2 separate regions of the Homo sapiens genome follow, and region 2 is linked to region 1. Evidence: chromatin loops called from intact Hi-C (ENCODE). Cell type or tissue: heart left ventricle. All regions are shown on one strand. Links, peaks and the distances in the headings refer to the core of each region. The heading gives the core; the rest is flanking DNA.

Region 1 (8,436 bases), core at 1,970-6,969:
ACATTCAAGTGGAAGGAATCTAAGGCTTCTAACACATTTTCAAATGGTTATGTGACCCAAAGTGGCTAAGAATCACTGCCTCAGGGAAGCCCACCTGGCCCAGATACCACTCCCTGCTTTTGCTTTCCTCTCTGGACAGCCGGGACTTGCCAATCTTAGCCTGCCTGAGCCCCTGGGGTTTCTCTGATATCGTCCTCAGTTCTTGCCTCAGGATGCTGCCACAGACCCAGCATGGTCCAGAAGCTAGGATGCCAGAGTCCCTAACATTGCTGGCCCCACACTCCAGGCTACAATGTCCAGTCCCCAAACCGCAGCCAGAAAATAACAGAGGGGGAAACTGAGGCCTAGCTAGGGCAAAGTCAGGGTGAACAGACAGTAATAGAACCTGGAAGTACTACCAACTCACAGTGGCCCTGACACTTCCTACTTCCCACCCCCAACCTGGGTGGCACAAGGCCTGGAAAGCACTCACTGCCCAGCAGTAACCACGAAATGGTGCCACTTCAGACCACTTAGATAGACTCAAAACCTCACTCTCCAGCCCTTTAAACATTCCTCCCCAATCAGCACTCACTTCTGCTGGGAAGCCAGGGCAAAGGTATCCTGCTTCTCCCGTGAAATGCCAAACCGCTCAGCCACATTCTCAGAGGTTATCCTAGAACACAAACAGCAGATAGTGTGGGCATTGGTCTGACAGCCTAGAGGAAGGGACCAGGCTGTAGAGCTGTGCTTGGAACTTTGGGTTCCCAAGGCTGTAGGCAGGACAGGATGTAAGGGCCAGTCCATGCCACAGACAGTAGTGATGACTCAGGATATGGTACAGCCTGCCCTGAAAGTGGATATAAAGGCACAGATAGGGAAGTCAGCAATGCTGGCCAGATCCTGAGAAGCTCATACACCAAAGAGACTTTCTTCAAGAGAGGGCAGCCTGCATGGGGGCAGTTGCAGAAAGGAGTTTGTTCCCTGGGTGAGCTGCCTCAGCGCAGGGTAGAAAAGGAGCAGGGGAGGGCCTGGGTGGGGGCACTAGTTGGCTACTCCTGGCCAGCTTCTCCTATGCCTCAAGGAAGACTGCTGCAATGTAGGGAGATGAGGACTCCCAAATCTCCTCTGGAAAGGCCAAACCTAAGCTTCCTGGTCACCTTGGCTGGGGTCTATGCTTATCCTGAGAACCTAGAGCCACAGCTAGGCCTTCCAGCCTGGGCTTCTGGCTTTATAGGCTTCCCTTGGAGATACAGTATGTGAAAGAAGCCATGGCACTGCCCCTCTCCAAGCCTCAGTCTCCTCATATGTCTAGTGGATCCAGGACTCCTGGCCCAAAGACCCTGGGGATGGCCCAGAGGCTCAGAGAAGCTAAAGTGTTCCATACAAATGCCACATACTTTTCTTTTTTTCTTTTTTGAGACAGAGTCTCCCTCTGTCACCCAGGCTGGAGTGCAGTGGCACGATCTCAGCTCACTGCAACCTCTGCCTCCTGGGTTCATGCCATTTTCCTGCCTCAGCCTCCCAAGTAGCTGGGACTACAGGCGCTCACCACCGCGCCCGGCTAATTTTTTGTATTTTCAGTAGAGACAGGGTTTCACTGTGTTAGCCAGGATGGTCTCGATCTCCTGACCTTGTGATCCACCCATCTCGGCCTCCCAAAGTGCTGGGATTACAGGCATGAGCCATCGCACCCGGCCAAATGCCACATACTTTTCTTGTTGCACCTGACAGGGCCCAATTCCCCTCACCAGCATGTTCTGTCGTCACAAGCTTCCCACTGCCTTCTCAACTTTCTAGGCCCCCAAGGCTTTGGAGTGGAGCTACCATTGTCCTTCCTATGACTGAGCACCTCAGTGTGGGAGTGACAAGGTGGGCGATGTTTGGAAACTCGGGGGCACAGAGAGGACCTGGGGCCTTCAGGAAATGGAAGTCAAGGGCAACATCAAGTCTCATCCCCAAAGTCCCTGCGGAGCAGACCATGCCCAAAGGAAGGAGGCCAAGGCTTGGCACCACCAGCCACAGAGATGATAAAAGTTCCTTGGCTCCCTGCCCCAGGCAGAGAGGGCACAAGCACACAGAGCTATGGGAGCACTCACCCCATAGGAATCAGGCAATCTCTGGCCTTCTCCTTCTCCATCAAGCGCGAAGTAATATTTCCAGGGTTCCCTCTGTCAGCCAGGGACATGGACTCCACCCTGGGGAGGAGGAAGAGGAGGAGAAGGTAAGGTGAACTGGGCCCTAGCAGGACTCCTCCAGAGATAGCTGAACACTTGGCAAGTGCTAGGAAATAGCCAGGGAGCCCTAGGAAGACCAGTGGGCCTCTGGGAGTCACAGGCAGGGCACTTGGCCAGCAAGGCCCAGCCACGAGTACTGAGCCCTGTCTCTATTTCGACCCCCACCCCAGGACAGAGCACTGCACAATAAACACTCCTGGGGGCAGGGCTATGCTTCCCTATACACTGCTAAATCAGCCAACTGGCAATTCCAGAGAAAAGCCTTCTGCTGTCAGCCACAGAGGAGGAAACACATCCACAAGCCAGGGCCTGCCCTCAGGGCCCACAAATTCAGAAGGGAGAAGAGACAATTTGAAAGTAACCACAGGCCGGCTGTGGTGGCTCACGCCTGTAATCCCAGCACTTTGGGAGGCCAAGGCGGGCAGATCATGAGGCTAACATGGTGAAACCCCGCCTCTACTAAAAATACAAAACATTAGCCGGGCATGGTGGCAGGCGCCAGGGTGGGAGGCTGAGGCAGGAGAATGGCGTAAACCCAGGAGGCGGAACTTGCAGTGAGATGAGATCGTGTCACTGCACTCCAGCCTGGGCGACAGAGCGAGACTCTGTCTCAAAAACATAAATAAATAAAATAAAAATAAAAGTAACCACAAAGCTGAGCTCAAAGGGCATTCAGACCTGCATAGACAAGGAAGTGCTACGAGCTGAGAGGAAGGAGACGGCAGTGTAGTGTGGTCAAAAAAGGGCTTTGAGGCCATGGGGGACCCTAACACCTCAAGGGATGATAACAGATAACCTTGACTGAGTGCTTTTCACGTGCCCAGCACTATTCTGAATTCTTTTGAGATATTAGAGTGCTTCAGTGTCAGTCACATGACAGACAAATACTCCACAGTGTAAACTGTTGCTATTACTCCATTTATTCTTCTCAACTTCAACAGAGCTGAGCTAGGTATCCCCATTTTATAGATCAGGAGACTGAGGTCTAGAGAGACTGTATAACTTATCCATGGTGACCCAGCCTGGATCCACATTTAGGTAGTCTGGTCCCAGAGCCCACTTCCAACTAGAGTGCCCTGTGTTAAATACTTGCTGATCAAAGTCTATGGAGAACAGTCAGCCTGTGATGTGGGTGTCAGGCCTGGCCCAGATCTTAATATCCTAGTACCATCATCCTTAACCTGCTTGGGAATCAGATACTCTCTAAGAAACTCATAAAAGCTCCAGCCCTTCTCAAGTTATCCATGCCACCTCTCACCCAGTAAGATAGAAGAGCATGAGAGAAATCAAACGGCAGTGGCCTTTGCCCAGCCAAAGTCCTTGCAGAGTGGTCTTTGGCTTTATTTACAACTGTAGACATAGGTCATTACAACTCAGTGACAGCTGCCACAGCCCTGGGACAGGGGCCAGCAATGCGTCCTCTCAAGAAATACCCTAAAGAGGATGTGAAAGGCAGCGGAGGCATGTCAGAACCCTGGGGCTGCTCACCTCCCCCAGCCTGCCAAAGACCTTACTCCCCTGCCCTCCCAGCACCAGATGCCCACCCAAGCCTGGGCACCTGTGCCCTGACCTTCCCTGGAGGCACTGCCAAATACAACTTCTGCAGCTCCATTTGCTGCAGCCAATGATGGAGCCACAGTCTAGGTGAAGGTGACAGTGACCAAACCACCACAGATCTAATTATGTCCCTCATAGCCCATAAGCAGCTGGAAGTTTCCACACTGGTTCCAAGGTGGGGAGACAAAGGGACAGACAGCCTAGTAAAATGAACAAACTAGTTATACAGTAGGCGCTGTCCCTGGCTTTAGGGAACCCAAACTGCAACTTCTCTCTCAGCAGCATCATGAATCAACAAGGGCCCCCAAAGGAAACCCAAATGCTGGATTTTCTCAAAATGTTTTCCCACCTTTTCCAGCCTGAAAGATTTCCAAGAAAGTAAGCTTTTAGAGGCCAATTCCCCTCCCCTGCTAGTGCTGAGAGGTGTGAGTGATTCCTGAGCAGCCAGAGTTGGTAGCCACTCTTAACCTGCATTTGTGAGAACCCACTCGTGGCCAGCTGCCTAAAGGGGATGGGGGGAATCCTGAAATCATGGCCTCTGAGAACTCAGATGAAAATTAGTTTTATTGTCACAAGTTGGTTAATAAGCTCCGGCAGAAAAAAATTCTTACCCACAGGCCATGCCAATGTCATAAGACCCATTTCTGATGCCACCTGTAACAAAAGCATTTCATAAACATCCTTTGCCAGAGTCCACCTGTTCTGGAAGCAGTGGAGCCTCTTCCCCACCTGGTCTCTAGATGGGACTCAGCCCCAGCCTCAGAAATGGAAGACCCAGGAGTGTTCAGAAAAGGCTTTGGGCAGTGGTAGGGGGCGCTCCTGCACTCTTTCTGTGGTTAGAGTCCTCAGAAATGGTAATTATTGCTTGCCCGGCAGACAGCGACTTTGCTGACCCAAACCCACAGGTCCAGGACCAAGGCACCCACCCAGTCATAACTTACCTGCTATGCTGGCCACTGCCTGTAGCCCCGACGAACACTGTCTATTGACAGTGGACAAAGGCACAGTCTCCGGGATGTCACTGAAACAGAAGGTGAGAAAGTAGAATCAGCCCCCAATTCCATGCCAGGCTCTCATGGAAAGCAGTCCTATGCTTCTAACTGCCCCCCTCAAGGGATGTAAAGGGCAGGGGAACAAACCCAGCAGCTCTGCTCCCATGCCAGGCCAGATCCATGGAATGGGGGTGAGCAGCTACTGGGCAGACCCCATCTCTGCAGGCACTTGCTCCCCAGGGCCCCACAAGCACATTCCCTTCTACTCCTATGAGAATCTTCAATCAAAGACCAAGCACAGCCCAAAGGCAAGGGAAGCCTGTTTGGGCCACAGGGATCCTTCTCTCTCTCTCCCTTTGAAGATTCAGAAATGAAAACTGTGTATCTCTGTTTCCCCCAAAAAACAGAGAAAAGGAACTGCTGCTGGGACAGAGCACCAGAGCAAAAGAAATGCCTAAAGTCTGAGGCCAGGGACCACTCGGCCTTACCAGTAATCATATAGCTAACCCTGCATGTTCCCATGGACTCTTGAAAGCCTGATCCCACCTAGACGAAGCACTCTGATGGGCATCATATATTCTAACATCCATTGCTCTGGTAGGTTCCCCAAGACTCTCATACTGGTCTTAGCCCTGGAAGCTAGTAGGGCTTCCCCTCCTGATGTAACCTGCCTTGGCCAACAGTACAAAGCCCTAGGGAAATTTCCAGACCTCCTCAGACCCACAGACTCAGAATCTGAGGGAGTGGAAGCATCCTGGTGATTCTGGTGTGTAGCCAGAGTTGGGAACCTCTGAACTAGTGCCCAGGCCAGGCTCTGCAGAGACTCTCTCAGGGGGATAGCCTCCTGTGCAGCCTGTTTGACCCTTCCAGGGTCCCTTAACTCCCTAGCAGGTAGTTACCATTCCTTCACTCAATCCACCAAGTGTTCACTAAATACCTACTTACCACAAGGCATCACCTGAGGGATGCTGCGATGCTTATAACACTGTGCCCTAGAGGATGCCCAACCAACACACAGAAAATGAATCAACTATCAGAGACTGAAATAATAGGGCAAGAGGGCAAACCACATCACAAGGAAGTATATGGCTACTGCTGGAGAGGAAGGGGCTCTCAATTTCAGCCTGAGAGCCTGGATAACTCATGCCAAAATGGTGAGACTGTGTTTAGGCAGGGTTTGTCTTTCTGTCTAGGGCAGAAAGAGGAGGTAGGGCTAGCACTTCAAGGAGACAGAATGACCATATCAGGGAAGACAGTAGGCCCACAGCCGGCTGAACGAAGAAAAGTCAAGGTGAGTAAGCAGCTAGGAGATGAGGCTGGAAGGTAAGTCTGGAGCCAGATTGTAGGGGGCCTTGAACTACAGGCTGGGCAGTCTAAACCTCTCCCAGTTCCTAGAGGGTTGTTTTCCTGTTCCTTCACTAGCTAATGTTCCTATTTATTTATTTATGCATCTAGAAGTACAAAGCCAAGCAGTTCTTAAATCTACACATGAAAATAATTTAAGCACTCTTTACCCTGCAGGCGCTTAAAGGAAAGTTGACCAGGTCTCCTCCTGAGGGTCCTCCTTCCCCATGGTTCTGCCCTATCCCAAAGTCTCTGCTAGTGGGATATGACTGGAGTTCTCAGCTCAACTAGTAAAAAGGCTGAAAGTCACTTTTCAGCATTCTTACTTGATTACTCACCTGACAAATGAGGACAGAGTCCACACTCACAAAAGGCAAATGACAACCTGGCTTTGGCTAAAAATCAAGCTACAGAGAACTTCTGCTCCAGTCCCAAAGGTTTTGTGTATCGTGGCTCAGCACTTCAAAGTAGGGGAGAGGTTGAGTCCACAAGAGCAGGGAGCCAAGGACTCTCGTTGCCTCATTCTGGTGTCCAACCTTATCCTCCCCAACCTGCACACTGAGTTTCCTGGGGCCTGGGCCCAGTAAAGTGTCAAAATGGCCAACCCATGGCTAGAACTAGAAAAGTTTACCTCAGAAACTGGGCGATTCGGGCCATGATTGCCCCGGCCCCAGGCTGCAGCACATTTCCTGTGGACAACAAACTTTCATTCAGTGCCAGGCGGTGGTGTTCTGGGCACTAAAGTATAGCTGTGAAAACCAGAGATGAGGCATTCCAGATCTTTCTTCGGGACACTAGCCCTTGGCAGGCTCACTTGCAACTCTGGAACATCAGGGTTTGGGGCAGGGAGAGCCAGCCATACAACAGCTTGTCCTGGTCATCCACCAGCTCCTGTCCCTGAGGGTCCCACGCTCACTTGCCCATGCACCCAGCTTTTCCAAATCAGCACAGATGGGCAGGTTGTCTGCCCTTAAAAGTGAAATGGGAGTTTCTGAAAATGCACATCTCCCCAGGTATCCTCCTGTGAGCCCTGCTGTCACCCCAGAGAGGTGGAACAGTGATTGCCGACCTAGGGGTGGCATCCGCTGGATAAGACTCTTGCCATATCATATTGCTGTATTTCAAGGTGAGGGGTGGAATAGAGGGCTGGACTGAAGATTGTGGGGAAAAGAAAGATCAGATTGTTACCGTGTGTATGTAGAAAAGGAAGACATAAGAAACTCCATGTTGATCTGTACAAAGAAAAATTGTTTCTGCTTTGAGATGCTGTTAATCTGTAACTTTAGCCCCAACTCTGTGCTCACAAAAACATGTGCTATATTGAATCAAGGTTTAAGGGATTTAGGGCTGTGCAGGATGTGCCTTGTCAACATATGTTTGCAGACAGTATGCTTGGTAAAAGTCATCGTCATTCTCCATTCTCTATTAACCAGGGACATGATGCACTGTGGAAAGCCGCAGGGACCTCTGCCCAAGAAAGCCTGGGTATTTGTCCAAGGTTTCCCCCCACTGAGACAGCCTGAGATATGGCCTCGTGGGAAGGGAAAGACCTTACTGTCCCCCAGCCCGACACCTGTAAAGGGTCTGTGCTGAGGAGGATTAGTAAAAGAGGAAGGCCTCTATTTCCCGCACATCCCTGGGAACGGAATGTCTCGGTGTAAAGCCGACTATTGGTTCTATTTACTGAGATAGGAGAAAACCGCCCTGTGGCTGGAAGCGAAATATGCTGGCAGCAATACTGCTCTGTTACTCTTTGCTACACTGAGATGTCTGGGTAAAGAGAAACAAAAATCTAGCCTACATGCACATCTCAGCACAGTACCTTCCCTTGAACTTATTTATGATGCAGATTCCTTTACTCACATGTTTTCCTGCTGACCTTCTCCCCACCATCACCCTGTTCACCCCGTTTTGCCTGAAGAGGGCCTGCCCCTCCACACCTGTGGGTATTTCTCGCAAGGTGGAGACGAGAAACTGAGAAAAGAAATGACACAGAGACAAAGTATAGAGGAAGAAAAGTGGGCCCAGGGGACTGGTGCTCAGCAATTGAGGACCTACACCAGCACTGGTCTCTGAGTTCCCTCAGTATTTATTGATCACTATCTCTACTATCTTGGCAAGAGGGATGTGGCATTATATACCATTACTATAAGGTAATGGTGGGGAGGGGGTCAACAGGAAAAAATGTGAGCAAAGGACTCAGTGTCATAAGTAAGTTTAAGGAAAGGTGCTGTGCCTGGATGTGCACATAGGCCAGATTTATGTTTGACTTTACACAAACATCTCAGTGCAGTAAAGAGCAGTATTGCCGCCAGCATGTCTCACCT
Region 2 (16,512 bases), core at 4,867-9,866, 50 kb after region 1:
GATTTGCTGTTGGATTAGATGTGAGAGAAAGGGAAGATAAGATGATTCCAAGATTTTTGGCTAGAGCATCTGGAAGAATGGAGTTGCCATCCGCTCAGATGGGAGATCACCAGAGTGAACAGGAGAGCGAGTGATGATTCATTGCAAAACCATCAGGCTGCTTGAATACTTACTTGAAGCATATGGCAGTGTCTTTATTTTCATCTTTGTATGGAGAGAATAGCATGATTTTTATGATGATGACTATTCTTACAGATGTTTTGCCAGTTAATTTTCAACATGACTCTGACAAGAGACCTTATTTAGAAAAGGGGTTAACAAAATTGTAAATTCTTATGTTTTGTGTGGTTCAGGTGACAATACTTTAGTCATCTTTCAAAACAGCCTGGGCTAGTGCTTTTCTTCAGTGAATGCAAAACCTTACTAAAATATACTTTAAAATCTTTAGACTATAAGCCTATTATAGTGATGGCTGGGCACAATTTAGGAGAAAATGTGTTCATTTGATTTGATTCATTTAATTCATTTTTTCCTGACAGGAATATCTACTTTTACATTATCTCTCTCTTTTTTAAAAAATTTATTTTTGAGGTGGGGTCTCGCTCTGTTGCCCAGGCTGGAGTGCAGCAGTATGATCATGGCTCACCTCTGCCTCCCAGGTTCAAGCCATCCTCCCACCTTAGCCTCCCAAGTAGCTGGGACTACAGGCGTGTGCCACCACACCCGGCTAATTTTTGTATTTTTTTGTAGAGACGGGGTTTTACTGTGTTGGCCAGGCTGGTCTCAAACTTGTCAGCTCAAGTGATCTGCCTGCCTTGGCCTCCCAAAGTGCTGAGACTACAGGTGGGAGCCACAATGCCCGGCCCTACGTTCTCTCTCTTAAATTTCTAAGTTTAGTAAAGCGGAGAGAAACTGAAATTTTTTCTTAGTCCTGCTCATGCTTGGGCAGATCCTTCTCTGTCTCAAGAAGTAGAGTTACCCAGTTTGAAAGATTTAAGGAGAAGTTTCATCCATATTTTCTGCACATTAATTTATTCTGCTGTGTGACGTAGGCTAACGTTGGTTGCAGTTAAAGAACTAACTAGGAGAGGACAGAAGAAGAGTGGAAGAAGTGAGGATGTAGGATGGGGCATTGAGGAGGCGTGCCAATGTGAAGTAGTGAAAGGCTGAATTAGGATGTTTTATTGCAAATTGTTTTAAATTTTCCATGGTGTTGGTATTCAGATTAGGCCAATGCTTAGTCGAGGGCATTAGGGAAGTAGCTATCACACTTTGACTAAACCATTCCTTTTGTTCTTTAAAAAATTTTTTTTTTCTAAAACATCCTATTATAGCAGACTAAACCATTCCTAACAGATACCTTTTACCCGTATGTATGAATATTTATACTGAAGTAACAGTTTTACAAATAACTTTTGTTTTTGTTATGTGCAGTGTATACTGATATTTTCTATTTGATCCTATTTACATCAAGAAGAATGATGGTAAACCCAGTAAATGGTTAAACAACTGTATTAAGGAACCCTGCTTTGAAGAAGAGATGAAATATTTTTTATTTGTATCTCTAATCCTTCTGTATTATTAGATTATTGCAAAATATTGGTGAATAGTTAAAATAATTATGATAAAACTTTTAGATATTCTTCCATATCGTATTTACATTATTAATTGCTATTTTCTGTGAAGTAAATTTTTTTCTAATGAGAGAACGTCATTGATTATTCTGAATTACTGTTAAAAGTAGTGAGTTTTTACCGCATTACCATAATCTTCTATGTTAGAACCTTAAAATACTTTTCAATTGCTGAAGATTATTTTGACATTTGTTTTGGGAAGATAATATGAAGATGGATGAAAGTGACTGTTAGCATAGAAGAACTGGAGCCTGCAAATCCCTTTTTATCAATGGGTGTGGGAAACATTAGCATCTTGTCATTTGACCATTTGTTAAATCACACCAGAGCATAATATCTTGCTCATGAGAAGATTTGTTCATTAAGTGAATGAATCTTTGAGTGAAAGAAAGATACTTTAGTATCTAAACAATTATGATTGATAATACATATGTTTGGTGTATTGTTATTAGTGAAATTGATTCTGTGTTTACTGATGACTAGAAAATAATAACTAAAGTTAAAATCAAACATTTCTTTATCTACATTTTTAACCCCAGCATGGTTTTGGTTTACATAGGACATGCTATTAATATATTTCAGGTTTTATGTATATAAGATAAATCAATCAGTGTTAGATTATCCAGGGGTAGAATAGCTGCTTTGAGAACTAATACTGGTTAAAAAGAACACCACTGGATAGTACATTTGTAAAAATATTGCAAAGAATCAGTGAACACATCTGCATATTAGAAGATGTCTGTTATCTGGGACCAAAGGTACCTTGCAGAGGCCATGTTATGTCTCCTGTGACTTGAGAAATGCCTTTCTTGTAGATTTGTGACCAGCATGATTAGCTTCCTTCTCCTATTCCGTGGTGTTTCCAAGAGTCAGCCAGTGGCCTCTCACTGAAGGCAAGAGAAAGCAGTTAAACTTTCTTCAGGGCTTCTATGCAGAAATAATTAAGAGAGGATGGGATCTGAGAGGGAGGGAACTTAATGGCAAACACTACCATTCTGCCTCTCTGTCTTACACACATAACAAAGGGAGCTCAGCCAAGAAGCAGATCAACTGCAAACTATTTCAATAGTAGCCTGTTGAATGATTTTTATCAAGTAATAAGTTAATGTTCCTAAACTGTTGTCAAAATTGTTTATGTACACTAGGGGATGATGTTATTGAATGCTAAATATGTTCTTTTCTTTTCTTTTTGATTTCCTTCCTTTCGTTCTCTTTCTTTCTTTTTTGTTTTTTTAGGCAAGGTCTCACTCTTTCACCCAGGCTGGAGTGCAGTGGTGTGAACATGGCTCACTGCAGCATTGACCTCCTGGGCCCAAGCAATCTTCCCATCTCAGCCTCCCCAGTAGCTGGGACTACAGGTGTGCACCACCATGCCTGGCTAATTTTTTTATTTTTCATTTTAGAGACGGGGTCTTGCCATGTTGCCCAGGCTGGTCTTGAACTCCTGGCCCCAAATGATCCTCCTGCCTCAGCTTCCCAAAGTGCTGAGATTACACATGTGAGCCACAACCCCCAGAAGTGTGTTCTTAAATATTGGATTTTATTTTAAATTTTGCATTATGTGAGTTTTGTGCCATTACTTGTTTGTTTGGTTTTTGAGACAGAGCCTTGTTCTGTTGCCCAGGCTGGAGGGCAGTGGTGCAATCTCAGCTCACTGCAACCTCTGCCTCCCAGCTTCAAGCAATTCTTGTGTCTCGGCCTCCTGAGTAACGGGGATTACAGATGTGTGCGACGACACCCAGCTAATTTTTGTATTGTTTTAATAGAGACAGGGATTCGCCATGTTGGCCAGGCTGGTCTCGAACTCCTTGGCTCAAGTGACCTGCCCACCTCGGCCTCCCAAAGTGCTGGGATTACAGGTGTGAGCCACTGTGCCCAGCCCCGTGCAGAGTTTTTACTTAGTTTGTCAGAACTGTGATTTGGATTTATTCATGTTGGTGTTGTATGTATGGTTGTATTTATCCATGTTGGTGTTGCCTATGGTTGTGTTTATTGAGAGATTTTCAAATGGATTTAAATGTAACAAACAAATTCTGTCGAATTATATAGTTATATGTGTAAATCATATATGTATATTTTTTATTTTGGAGACAAGAGTCTTGCTCTGTCACCCAGGCGGAGTGTGGTGGGGTGGTCTCGGCTCACTACAACCTCTGCCTCCTGGGTTCAAGCGATTCTCCTGCCTCAGCCTCCCAAGTAGCTGGGACTGCAGGCCTGCATCACCATATCCAGCTATATATATATATATATATTTTTTTTTTTTTTTTTTTTTCTTTTTTTGTATTTTTTGTAGAGATGAGGTTTCACCATGTGGCCCTGGCTGGTCTCAAACTCCTGAGCTCAAGTGATCTGCCTGCCATGACCTCCTGAAGTGCTAGGTCTATAGGCATGAGCCACCATACCCGGCCTCATGTTAAATTTTTAATGTTTGTAGCACATTAGTATTAGAAATGTGTTGGCACACTTGAAAGGATTTTTAAATAACAGCTTTATTTTATTTTCTTTTACTTTTGAGATGGAGTCTCTCTCTGTCATTCAGGCTGGAGTGCAGTGGTGTGATCATGGCCCACTGCAGCCTCAGACTCCCAGGCTCAAGTGATCCTCCCCACCTCAGGCTCTATACTAGGTGGGACTACAGACGTGCACCACCACACCTGGCTTTTTTTTTTTTTTTTTTTTGAGACAGGGTCCTGCTTTGTCATCCAGGATGGAGTGCAGTGGCATGACCACAGCTCACTGCAGCCTCAACCTCCCAGGCTCAAGCGATCCTCCTACCTCACGCTCCCTAGTAGCTGGGACTACACATGTGTGCCATAACGCCTGGGTAAATTTTGTATTTTTGTAGGGACGGAGTCCCACTATATTGCCCAGGCTGATCTTGAACTCTTGGGCTCAAGCGATCCATCCACCTTGGCCTCCCGAAGTGCTGGGATTACAGACATGAGCTCCCGCCCTGGCCTGGCTAATTTTTTTATTTTTCATAGACAGGGTCTTGCCATGTTGCCCATGCGGGTCTCGAATTCCTGGACTCAAGCAGTCCTCCCGCCTTGGCCTCCCAAAGTGTTAGGACTACAGGCGTGAGTCATTATTTCTGGCCTATAACAGCTTTATTGAGATATAATTCACACACCATAAAATTTATCCTTTTAAAGTGTACAATTCAGCATACTTACAGAGTTGTACAACCATCACCATTAATTCCAGAATGTTTTCATAACTCCAAAAGAAACAATGTACAATTGTCCCTCAGTATATGTGGGGGACTGGTTCCAGGACTCCCAAATTCATGCATACTCAAGTATACCCAAATTCATGCATACTCAAGTCCTGCAGTTAGTCCTGCAGGACCCTCATTGTGTGAAAAGTCAGCCCTCCATATATGTGAGTTTCTCATCCTGTGAATACTGTATTTTCCATCTGCATTTGATTGGAAATAATCTTTTTTTTTTTTTTCCCCAAAATAGAATCTTGCTCTGTTGCCCAGGCTGGAGGAAAGTGGCGCAATCTCAGCTCACTGTAACCTCCACCTTCCGGGTTCAAGTGATTCTCCTGCTTCACCCTCCCAAGTAGCAGGGACTACAGGCGTGTGCCCCCATGCCCGGCTAATTTTTGTATTTTTAGTAGAGACAGGGTTTCACTATGTTGGCCAGATGGTGTTGATCTCCTGACCCCCTGTGATCTGCCCACCTTGGCTTCCCAAAGTGTTGGGATTACAGGCGTGAGCCACTGTGCCCAGCCTGATTTTTGTATTTTTAGTAGAGGCAGGGTTTCTCCATGTTGGCCAGCCTGGTCTCGAACTCTGGTTTCAAGTGATCCACCAGCCTCAGCCGCCTAAAGTGCTGGGATTACAGGCGTGAAACACTGTTCCTGGCGGAAAAAATCTTTAAGTGGACTCGTGCAGTTCAAGTTCACATTGTTCATGGGTCAACTGTACTCATTAGCTGTACTCCCCATTTCTCCCTCTTCAGACCCTGGTAACCACTAATCTACTTTCTGCTTCAATGGATTTTTATAATCTTGGTATTTCATATAACTGGAATCATACTATATACAGACTTTTGTGCCTGGCATCCCTTAGTATGTTTTCATAATGCAAACAGTGTTTTTAGGCATGTGTCCGTATTTGCTCCCTGGCTCATGTCTGTATAGCTCCAACTTTTTTTTTTTTTTTTTTTTTTTTGAGACAGAGTATCACTGTGTCTCCCAGGCTGGAGTGCAGTGGCGTGTTCTTGGCTCACTGCAACCTCTGCCTCCCAGGCTCAAATGATCTCCCACCTCAGCCTCCCAAGTAGCTAGGACTATAAGTGCACACCACCACGCCCAGCTAATTATTTTTGTATTTTTTGTAGAGACAGGGTTTTGCCATGTCGCCCAGGCTGGTCTTGAACTTCTGGACTCAGGCGATCTGCTCACCTTGGCCTCCCAAAGTGCTGGGATTATAGGCATGAGCCACTGTGCCTGGCTATAACTCTGACTACTTCCATTGTCTCATCTCCTCTGACTGACCCTCCTGCTTCCCTCTTTCACTTACGAGGTCCCTTATGATTACATTGGGCCCACCCAGACAATTTAGGATAATCTTCCCATCTCAAGATCCTTAACATCTGCAAAGTCCTTTTTTGCCACATATGGTAACATTCACAGGCTTTGGGGATTAAGATGTACATTTTTGGGAGGCCCGTTATTCTACCTAACGCATGGATTTTAGATCTTTTATCATTATCCCACCATTCCCTAAGGCTTTGTTCTTTTTTTTTTTTTCCCTAGTCTGTTTTCTCTCTGTTGTTTAGATAGAGCAAACTGTTAATCTTGTCTTCAAGTTCACCAAATTTATCTTCTGTCATTTCCACTCTGCTATTGAGTCTGTCCAGCAAATGTTTTATTTTGATAATTGTATGTTTCAGTTGTATAATTTCCATGTGGTACTTTAAAAAGTAAGTTCTACTTCTTTGCTGAGATTTTCTGTTTTTTATTTGTTTCAAAAGTTTTTTTTTTTTTTTTTTTGAGACAGAGTCTCACTCTGTCACCCAGGCTGGAGTGCAAGGGTGCAATCTCAGCTCACTGCAACCTCCGCCTCCCAGGTTCAAGTCATTCTCGTGCCTCAGCCTCCCGAGTAGCTGGGATTACAGGCACCCACCACCACACCCAGCTAATTTTTGTATTTTTAGTAGAGATGGGGTTTTAAACCATGTTGGCCAAGATGGTCGCGATCTCCTGACCTCGTGATCCGCCTGCCTCCCAAAGTGCTGGGATTACAGGCGTGAGCCACCATGCCCGGCCTGTTTCAAAAGATTTTGTAGTCGTTTGTAGAAGCACTTTTATGACGGCTGCTTTAAAATTCTTGTCAGGTAATTCCAACATCTGATTTATCTTGGTGTTGGCATCAGTACGATCGTGTGGTCATCTTTTTTCTTTTCTCATTCACGTGTGCTTTTCCTGGTTCTTGGTATGACATGTCATTTTTTTTTTTTTATTGTACCTTGGACATTTAGGTTATTATGTTAGGAGACTTTTTTTGTTTTATTTTTCTTTAATGAGACAGGTTCTTGCTATGTTTCCCAGGCTGGTCTCTAACTCCTGGCCTTAGATGATCCTCTTGCCTCAGCCTCCTGATTAGCTAGGATTACAGGTGCATGCCACTGCACCTGGCTGAGACTCTTGATCCTATTTAATTCTTCTCTTTTAATAGGTAGTTACCCTATTTAAGTTTAGTGTATAGCTCTTGTCCTACTTTTGTGAGCTGTAATCCTATGGTAATTCAGTTTTCAGATCTCTTGGAATGCTATTTTTTTCTGTTTTATTCTTCTGGCACCTCTAGAACTCCCGTTCTATCTCTGCAGCTGCCTGGGCTGACCTGTGGATGTGGGGCCCTGGCTTTGCTGCTGCTAAGGGCAGATTGGCTTGACATTGCCGCACGTGTGGGGTAGACACCTGGCTGGCGCTGTGGAGAATCTGGCCTGCTACTGTTTCAGGCATAGTGTGGAGACCCTGCTGATGCTGGGGAGGACTGGGTTCACCACTGTCCTGGATGGGGACTGGAAAATGTATCTCTCTGCTAGGTCTCTGCTGAGCTGCCCCTTTCATAGACTGTTGGCCAGAGAGAGCAGAGTTTTCTCATTTATTTATTTGTCTTTATCTGCCTTATCCATCCATTTTTGGTGTTCATTCCAGTTTACAAGCCTCTCTGGTGTCCAGTCTGGGATATTTGGGAGATAAAGGGAAAACCCAGTGAACTTACTGTGGTGTTTTCTTGAAGTCTTGAGATCCCTAACTAGTCTACCTCTCTCTTTTCTACCTTTCAGAGCCCTCTTATGATTGTTTGTTGAATTATTTTTAGGCTATTTAGTTGTATTTGGAGGAGAGGAGTGAGGAAATGTGAGCCTATGCCATTGTATCCTGGAACTGGAATACTAGCAGTTTAGATATTTTTTTTGCACTGGTATTTATTGGCAGTACATATGAAATGGTTGAGGCTTTTGTTTTAACTGACACTCTTTAGAGCATTTTTCTCTATCTGTTATGCGCTGTAGGAACAAGATAAGGATTACTCTTGTTTAAATTGTATGGGAATTAGAAATGTCATGTTTTTATATATCCATCTACTTATTTACTCTTTTATGTATTTGTTTTTAGGGAGTGGAGCAACTGCTGTAGTCCAAGCAGCTTATTGTGCCCCTAAAAAGGAGAAAGTGGCAATCAAACGGATAAACCTTGAGAAATGTCAAACTAGCATGGATGAACTCCTGGTATGCACATCTTATACTTCTGAAATGGAGAGATATACTCATATATTCACATTACAATGGGAAATAACTTGAAGTTTTTGATTTGTTTCTTTTTAAAAAAGTTTATGATTTCTTCATTAATAAATAATATTCATTGTAAAATTTATAAAGTCTGGATAAGTAGAAAAAAATTAGTTATAATATTCTTACTCTGAGACTAACATTTAATATGTAACCTTTCAGAGTGAACATTTGAATATATTTGTATTTTTATGATAATGTAGTCAGATTCTTGCTCTTTTCATTTAATAATTTATCATAGAACTTTTTCTGTGTCTGTAAATATGGATCAGTATCATTTACAGTGTGTTTATAGTATTCTGTTGAATAGACCACACTTTATTAACTATGATATTTGCTAATTACTTTGTTTCCTCTTTTTTATTGTTATAAACAATGCTTGCTTTTCTATTCCCTTAAAATAATACCATGGAATTGTGATTCCTGGGTCAAGTGGAATATCCTTTGAAAGGCTCTGGCCTTTTAAACTTTCATTCTAATGCTGGATATAAGACAAGAGATAGAATGACCCCCAGGCAGCATTAGCTTCTTCAAAGGCTAGGGAAAGGAAGAAGAAAGGGAAGTCCCAAGCAATAGCTGTAAGAATGTTCTGTGACATTAAAATGTAACCATACAGGGATTGTATTGTATTTTTTTTAGGCATTGTGCTACCCAGAATAGTTTTAAGTATATAGTAAGTGCTCAGCAAGGGAAATTAGTTTTTAAAATTACTTATTATTGTTTCAAAATTTTCAGTTTCTTTGGCTTAATGAAAATAATAATACTTGCTTTGGATACCTTTTGAGGTTTTTCTTGAGGCTCAAATGATACAGTATTTGAAGACTCTAAACTGCCATACAAATGTGAACTAATATTGTTACTTTATTAAGTAATTTCTTTAAGAGCATATACAGCTAGTGCTAGAAAGGTCGGGTATTAGAACTGGAATGACCTGCCCATCCAGAAGTTTTTTTCACTGTCCCAAATTGTATTTTATTTCTGGTGGTGTCTGTACTGAGTATTAGGGAATAATTGGAATTAAAGAAAAAGAGGTAATGGAATTATATATTGCATAATATATAATTATATATGAGATGGACGAGACAAATGTATTTCTTTAGGAATTGGTAATGTACGAGCAGGAGCTGAAGGAGTGGGCTGCTGGAATGATCTTGAGCCATCTTTGGTGAGAGAATGCATACTTCGAAGGAAATGCTGATCGAAATCTTATTTTAAGATCTTGGATTGATACATACAATAATACTTTAGAGCACCATTTGGACACTTGAACTGCAGTGATGATAAAAGAAGTCGATAAACTGCGAACTAATTCTGTTAAAGAAAAACAAAAATGTTAACCTACATATTAAGACTAGAATTTGGGAAGTCCAATATGAAGACCTATAATTTGCCAGTTAGTTAATCCATAAGGATAGAGTAAAATGAATGAAAGTCTTATTATTTACTGCTTCATGATTAAGCTGAGGCTCAAAGTTTAAATAACTTAAGTTCACTTGATGATAATAGCAAACATCTTTCAGTGCTAGGTACTTCAGTGTACTTTAACCTCACACACATCTCCATGAGCTAAGTAGTAGCTGTTTTCTAGATGAAGGAAGTAAATCATATAATAAGTGATAGAGTCTGGATTAAAAATCAGGTCTTTCTGACTTAAGTCTATTATTGTCTGCTTAGTATAGTACTAACAAAATGATTATAATCTTAGTTCAAAAGTAGAAAGAACATTTCTTTTTTTTTTTTTTTTTTTTTTTTTTTTTTTTTTTTTTTTTTTTTTTTGGGTTTCTTTGAGATGGAGTCTCGCTCTGTCTCCCAGGCTGGAATGCAGTGGCGCGATCTCGGCTCACTCTGACCTCCGCCTCCCAGGTTCAAGCAATTCTCCTACCATTGCTTGAACATTGATCGCACCATTGCATTCCAGCCTGGGCAACAGAGTAAGACTCCATCTCTGAAAAAAAAATTGAATACGACTTACACATATAACTATATAATTCGACAGAATTTGTCTTCATTACATTTAAATCCATTTGGAAATCTCTCACTAAAGCGACACAAAGACAACCATAGGCAACACCAACATGGATAAATCCAAATCACAGTTATAACAAACTAAGTAAAAACTCTGCACAGGGCCAGGCACAGTGGCTTACGCCTGTAATCCCACCACTTTGGGAGGCCAAGGCGGGTGGATCACTTGAGCCAAGGAGTTTGAGACCAGCTTGGCCAACATGGCAAAACCCTGTCTCTATTAAAACAATCAAAAATTAGTTGAATGTGGTGGTGCACGCCTGTAATTCCAGTTACTCAGGAGGCCAAGGCACAAGAATCACTTGAACCTGGGAGGCAGAGGTTGCAGTGGGCCAAGATTGTGCCACTGCACTCCAGCTTGGGTGACAGAGCAAGACTCTGTCTCAAAAAACAAACAAGAAACGGCACAAAACTTATATAATGCAAGATTTAAAATAAAATCCAATATTTAAGAACCTGCTGCTAGGGGTGGTTGCTCACGCCTGTAATCCCACCACTTTGGGAGGCTGAGGCAGGAGGATCACTTGAGGCTAGGAGTTCGAGGTTAGCCGGGGCAACGTGGTGAGACCCCATCTCTAAAATGAAAAATAAAAAATTAGCTTGGCATGGTGGTATGCACCTGTTATTGCAGCTACTTGGGAGGCTGAGGTGGCAAGATTGCTTGAGCCCAGGATGTTGATGCTGCAGTGAGTCACGTTCATGCCACTGCATGCCAGCCTGGGTGACACAGAGTGAGGCCCTGTCTCAAAAAAAAAAAAAAAAAAAAAAAAAAAAAAAGTCATGTGAAAGAAAGGGGAGGAAGAGAGCTTCTAATTGTGAAAATGGAGGACTTTGTGGAAATGTTTGTGGCCTGGGCCACCAGGGCTGTGTAGACTTTAAACAGGCATAGATAGCAAGTCTGCTTGGCAGGGGTTTAAAATCAGGAAAGAATAGTAGACAGCCTAGAAACCATAAAGAAGAAATAATAAGTGAAAAAATTAGGATTTTATTTGATAGGAAATATTGATTAGCTACAGAAATAGAGGCAAGTGTCTTTGAAGATTTTTTTTTTAAAGGGAAATGACTTCATTAGAACTGAGTTTTAGGAAGTTTAGTTTTATAATACTTTTTAAAACATAACAGCTTTATTGATATAAAATTCATGTATCATAAATCTACCCTTTAAAAATATATAATGCTATGGTTTTTAGTTTATTCGCAAAGTTGTGCAACCATCACCACTATCACCCCAAAAAGAAACTCCATACCCATGACCACTCATTCTTTATTCTTTCCTCCCCTCAGCCCTAGGCAATCACTAATCTACTGTCTGTCTGCATAGATTTGCCTATTCTGGACATTTCATATAAATAGGTTCATACAATATGTGGCCTTTTGTGTCTGGCTTTCATTTAGCATGTTTCCAAAGTTCATCCATATTGTAGCATGTATCAGTTCTTTTTTCCTTTTTTATTGGTGAATAACAGTCCATTATATAGATATACCACATATTGTTTGTCCTTTCATCAGTTGTTGGGCATTTGGGCTGTTTCTACTTCTTGGCTTTTATCAGTAATATTGTGATGAACATCTGTGTGCAAGTCTTCATATGTACATTTGTGTTTTATTATCTTGAGTATATACCTAAGAGTGGAATTGCTGGGTAATATGGTAACTCTGTGTTTAACTTTTTGAAAAACTGCCAAGCTATTTTCCAAAGTAGCCGTACCATTTTACATTCCCACCAGCAATATATGAGCTTTTCAGTTTCTCTATATCCTCACCAATACTTGTTATTGTTCATCTTTTTTTGTCATAGCCATCCTAGTAGATTAGTTCTGTAATATTTGGCAAAGTGAATTGCAAAGGAGTAAGACATCAGTGGCAAAGAGACTAGTTGGTAGGCTTTGCTGTGGTCTAGACCAACAACTTTATAAAACTTTGAAAATAAGACCCTCACTAAGAGAGATACATTCTATCATTACCTGGTATTTAAAGATATATATTCATAAATATTATAACTGAAACATTTTCATATTATATAGAATATACTCTCATTTTCTATCCTATTTATTCATCTTTTTAAAATACAATCCACTAAATTTATTTCATGACCCACATAGATTACAACACATAGTTTGAGGTACACTGTGCTATACAGAGATATCGAGACTCTAAATTCAGGCAGTGATGGTGGTAATGGAAAGGAAAACACAGATTTCCTGGATGGAAAATACATTAGTAGTAGAATGAGCACTCAGTTAAGGCAGAGACTTTATTTTGTTTATCCTATATGAATGAATGAATAAATTAACATTATTTGGGTGTGTGAAATGGAGGAAAACTGACTACATTTAGGGAATTAGAAAACCAGAAAGTAATGGTAGAAATGATGGTGAGTGAGTTTCACGAAGGAATAAAAAGTTACCATTAGAAAAAAAAGGCTTCAGAAAGCTTGAGGTGGAGAACTAAATAGTTCAAACAAAAAATCTGGCTCTAGCAGACAATAAAAGATTTTCAAGAAAGCAGTTTCATTAGAAGGGGTGGAATTCACTTTATTTATTTATTTTATTAATTTATTTTTTAAATAGAGGCGGAGTCTCACTCTGTTGCCCAGGCTGGTCTCAAACTCCTGGGCTTAAGGGATCCTCCTACCTCGGCCTCCCAAAGTGCTGGGATTATAGGTGTGAGCCACTGTACCTGGCCTATAAAGGAATTCACTTTATAGGTGGTTGAGGAAGCTGCTGGGTAATTTAAGTCAGTATTCATATACCACTCTTGTGAATCATTTATATATTTATTTTTCTTTTTGAAAGGAGGAAAGGATAACTCTACTGGTAGTTAAGGTACAAGAAGATTCCCCCTTCCCCCTTTAAAGGAATAGAAGGCAAGAAAAAGAATATTTAAGCCCCTTTTCATCTTTGGATTTTGTGTTTTTTTGATAGTCTTTTGCTAGAAAACCCTTTGTAGTACTCCCCTTTTCAGATTAAAGCTCAAAACCCTTAGCTTAACATTTAAGACCTTCCACAATTTGACCCTAACTCTTTACATTGTCACTCTCTCATGTGATTTTTCTTTCCTTCACCTTCCCTATCAGTTAGTCACCAAATCCTATTGTTTGTACCTCTCTATTATTATCTCGACTCTTCCCTTTTCATTCATACTGTCACTAACTTTTTTAACCTTTTCTTTTGAAATAGCTTAAAACTTACAGAAGAATTGCAAAAGTAGTACAGAGTTTCCTTATGCTATCCACCCAACTTGCGCTAATATTAATATAACTGTAGTACAGTAATCAGAACTGATAAATTAGCTGTTTATCATTTCTCCATCATCTCTCACTCACATGGTGGCAACAGCTTAAACAGAAGCTTTGTCTCCAGTCTTGTCTTCTTCATTGATTTTCTATGTGGTATCCAAGGGTAATTTATGAAAATGTATAATATAGTTAAACCTTTGATATCTTTCCGTTGCTGTTAGGATGAAGCCTGATTTTTAAATATACTTTCAAAGTCCTTTATGATCTAGTCCCAGGTAATTAAACAATCAACAATCTTAAAAACCTACTTACCTTTCCTGTTGCAGTGTTAATGCAGGAAACTTCCAAGCCTTCCATGTTATGACTCCTATTTTTTAATGTGCCTCTCCAATGAAATCATGTAGTGTCTAGTACTTCCCCTGTCAAGCTGTTTATTATTCTGTATTGTAAAGTAGTATTTGTCTAACTTCTTTACCAAACTGTAAGTTTCATGAGGACTCCCCATGTTGATCGAGTACCTAGCACTATACCTGGCACGTAGTAGGGATTATAGTAGGTGCTTAGTATTGTTAATATGTGTTGAAAACATGAACTTCTTATCCTAGACAGATTTACTCATTGGATGTCTTAGGTATGTCATCATTTATGAAAATCATATGTACCTATCATCTTGTACTGTTATTTCTCCCTATCCTATAGAATTAAACATGGTTCCCACCTATTCTGTAAAGGCTTTTTTTGATCACACTTGCCTACCTTAATTGTTCTTTCCTATAGATTCTTATAACATTTATCTTTTTTTCCTTCATGCTGTTTCTCAGCAGAATCATCTTGCAACATTAACATCTTTACTACTCATTTGGTACCTATATGCTCTCTTATCTGTTTCCTCTTATGTGTACTTACCTTTCCTTGAAATTCTGTATAACTATGTTAGTAGCAAGGTGCTTACTTTAGTTCTTTCTTCCTTTTCTTTCATATTTACTTAGCTTTTAGTACAGAAGACCGTGCTGGTGACTTTGGGGTTGCAAGATATGTATGGCAAGATCCTTGCCATAAAGGAAGTTGCATTCAAGTAAAGATGATGAGAAATTGAAAGTTAGCATTTATTGAGTACTCCTTATCAGTCAGGGATTATGGACGACTTTCACACAGTTGATCTTATTGAACAAATCCCAAGGGCATAGGGCAGGTACATTAATAGGTGAAAAGCCTTATAAAGTGCTGTAGTATTTCATTCATTCAACAAATATTTATTGAAGGTGTACTCTGTGCCAGGCACAATGATATGTGCTAAGAACAGTTTTAGTTCTCACTGAGCTTACAGTTTTGTGGGGGATGTCAAAAGAAATAGGCAATTATAGTATAGTCAGATAAGTTCCACAGTGATTGAGAATCTACTTTTGAGTACTTGCCTTCATGGAGCTCTCAGCCTAGAAGGGAGAGACAGACAGATAAGCACACAATGTACTATCCAGTATTTTATGTACCATGATGGGAGGAGACATACAGGGTGCTTGGAAGCTAAGAGAAGGAGCATCTAACTAAACCTGGGAAGCTGGGAGGAAATTTTGTCTAGACTGAGATCAGAAGGAAGAATTGGAGTTAGCTAAGCAGAGATGATAGGGGAAGTGTATTTGAGGCTGAGGCACAATAGGGTTAAATGTCCAGAGTTAAAAGAAGGTAAACAGGGCCCTGATCACACATGGCTTTATAAGGCATTTTGTCATACCAAATCTAGTTTAAAATCATAAGCTGAGATAGAGTAAGCTTAGATTTTTGGCTCAGATTTCTACTCTGGATTTAGTTTTTGACGTTGTCCTGTTTCAGTTTGTTTCTCTTTAGTGTGAGAATTATTTCACAAAAATGGAATGAAGTAATATTTTGCAAAGAAAAAAAAATCCCTACACAAACTATAAAAAAACCCTGTTTATTAGTTAATATCTTTTATAGCTATAAAACCAGATTTCCCAAGATGGTTCTTCAAGGGCACCTTGAAGCAAAAATATATGTCCCAAAGGAGGCCTCCTGGAGTGTTGTGCCAGGGTGTGTTAAATAGTGTGCTTCTAGTTTGAAAGATTACTAGTGTAATGAGTGAAGGAAATTGAGTCAGAATGGACTGAGGGAGACAAAGTGGTTTTATTGGTTTAACCCTTCTTGAAGAAATCAGAGCCATGGAGATCCCAGAAAGGTGTGACACAGTCTTGAGATTTCAAAATCTGGATTTGCTAACTCACAACATTTGTTTTAGGCTTGCATATAATGAATTATTATGTTTTCTCTTCTTTGTAGAAAGAAATTCAAGCCATGAGTCAATGCCATCATCCTAATATTGTATCTTACTACACATCTTTTGTGGTAAAAGATGAGCTGTGGCTTGTCATGAAGCTGCTAAGTGGAGGTGAGTAGAGTACAAGGAAATGCTATAAGTACCATGGTTTGAAAAGTTAGTAAAAGTTTCCTTCTTTTCTATCCTGATTTCGTTTTCATGGACATTTGCATTTGAGGAGATACTGAAAATATAGTATTTGCTGAAGATGCTAATCTATGAGCCAAGACAGTTTTCACACATTGCATTTGATTCATTTTGTTGTCATGCTGCTTAAATCTCTCTTAATTCTTTTTAGAGACTGTCTGGCTCTGTCACCCAGGCTGGAGTGCAGTGGTGCAATCATAGCTCACTGCAGCCTCAAAACTCCTGGGTTCAAGTGATCCTCCCATCTCAGCCTCCCAAGTAGCTGAGACTACAGGCATGTACCACCATGCTCAGTTACTTTTATCATTTAATTTAATATAATTTTTTTTTTTT

Evidence for each region. Peaks named below come from ENCODE experiments on the same cell type or tissue, not always from the same donor. Only the 100,000 strongest peaks of a DNase experiment are listed, where the experiment ranks them.
Region 2: it touches region 1 in a loop (7-fold over the local background); 5 of 110 quality-filtered maps call a loop at or near these places.

Annotation. Positions count from the first base shown.
Region 1 is chr3:38,127,212-38,135,647 of GRCh38, forward strand. It overlaps ACAA1 (acetyl-CoA acyltransferase 1), which reads right to left. Exons shown (of 12, transcript NM_001607.4): 3 at 6,741-6,798; 4 at 4,715-4,794; 5 at 4,385-4,427; 6 at 2,079-2,177; 7 at 575-655. Among named protein-coding and RNA genes, the nearest start is that of ACAA1, 5.7 kb to the right of the region's middle. In heart left ventricle, for the core only: a CTCF peak has its summit at 4,600; no DNase peak of the experiment used is centred there; H3K27ac peaks cover 1,392 bases.
Region 2 is chr3:38,174,736-38,191,247 of GRCh38, forward strand. OXSR1 (oxidative stress responsive kinase 1) reads left to right here. Exons shown (of 18, transcript NM_005109.3): 2 at 8,268-8,380; 3 at 15,996-16,104. Among named protein-coding and RNA genes, the nearest start is that of OXSR1, 17 kb to the left of the region's middle. In heart left ventricle, for the core only: no CTCF peak of the experiment used is centred there; no DNase peak of the experiment used is centred there.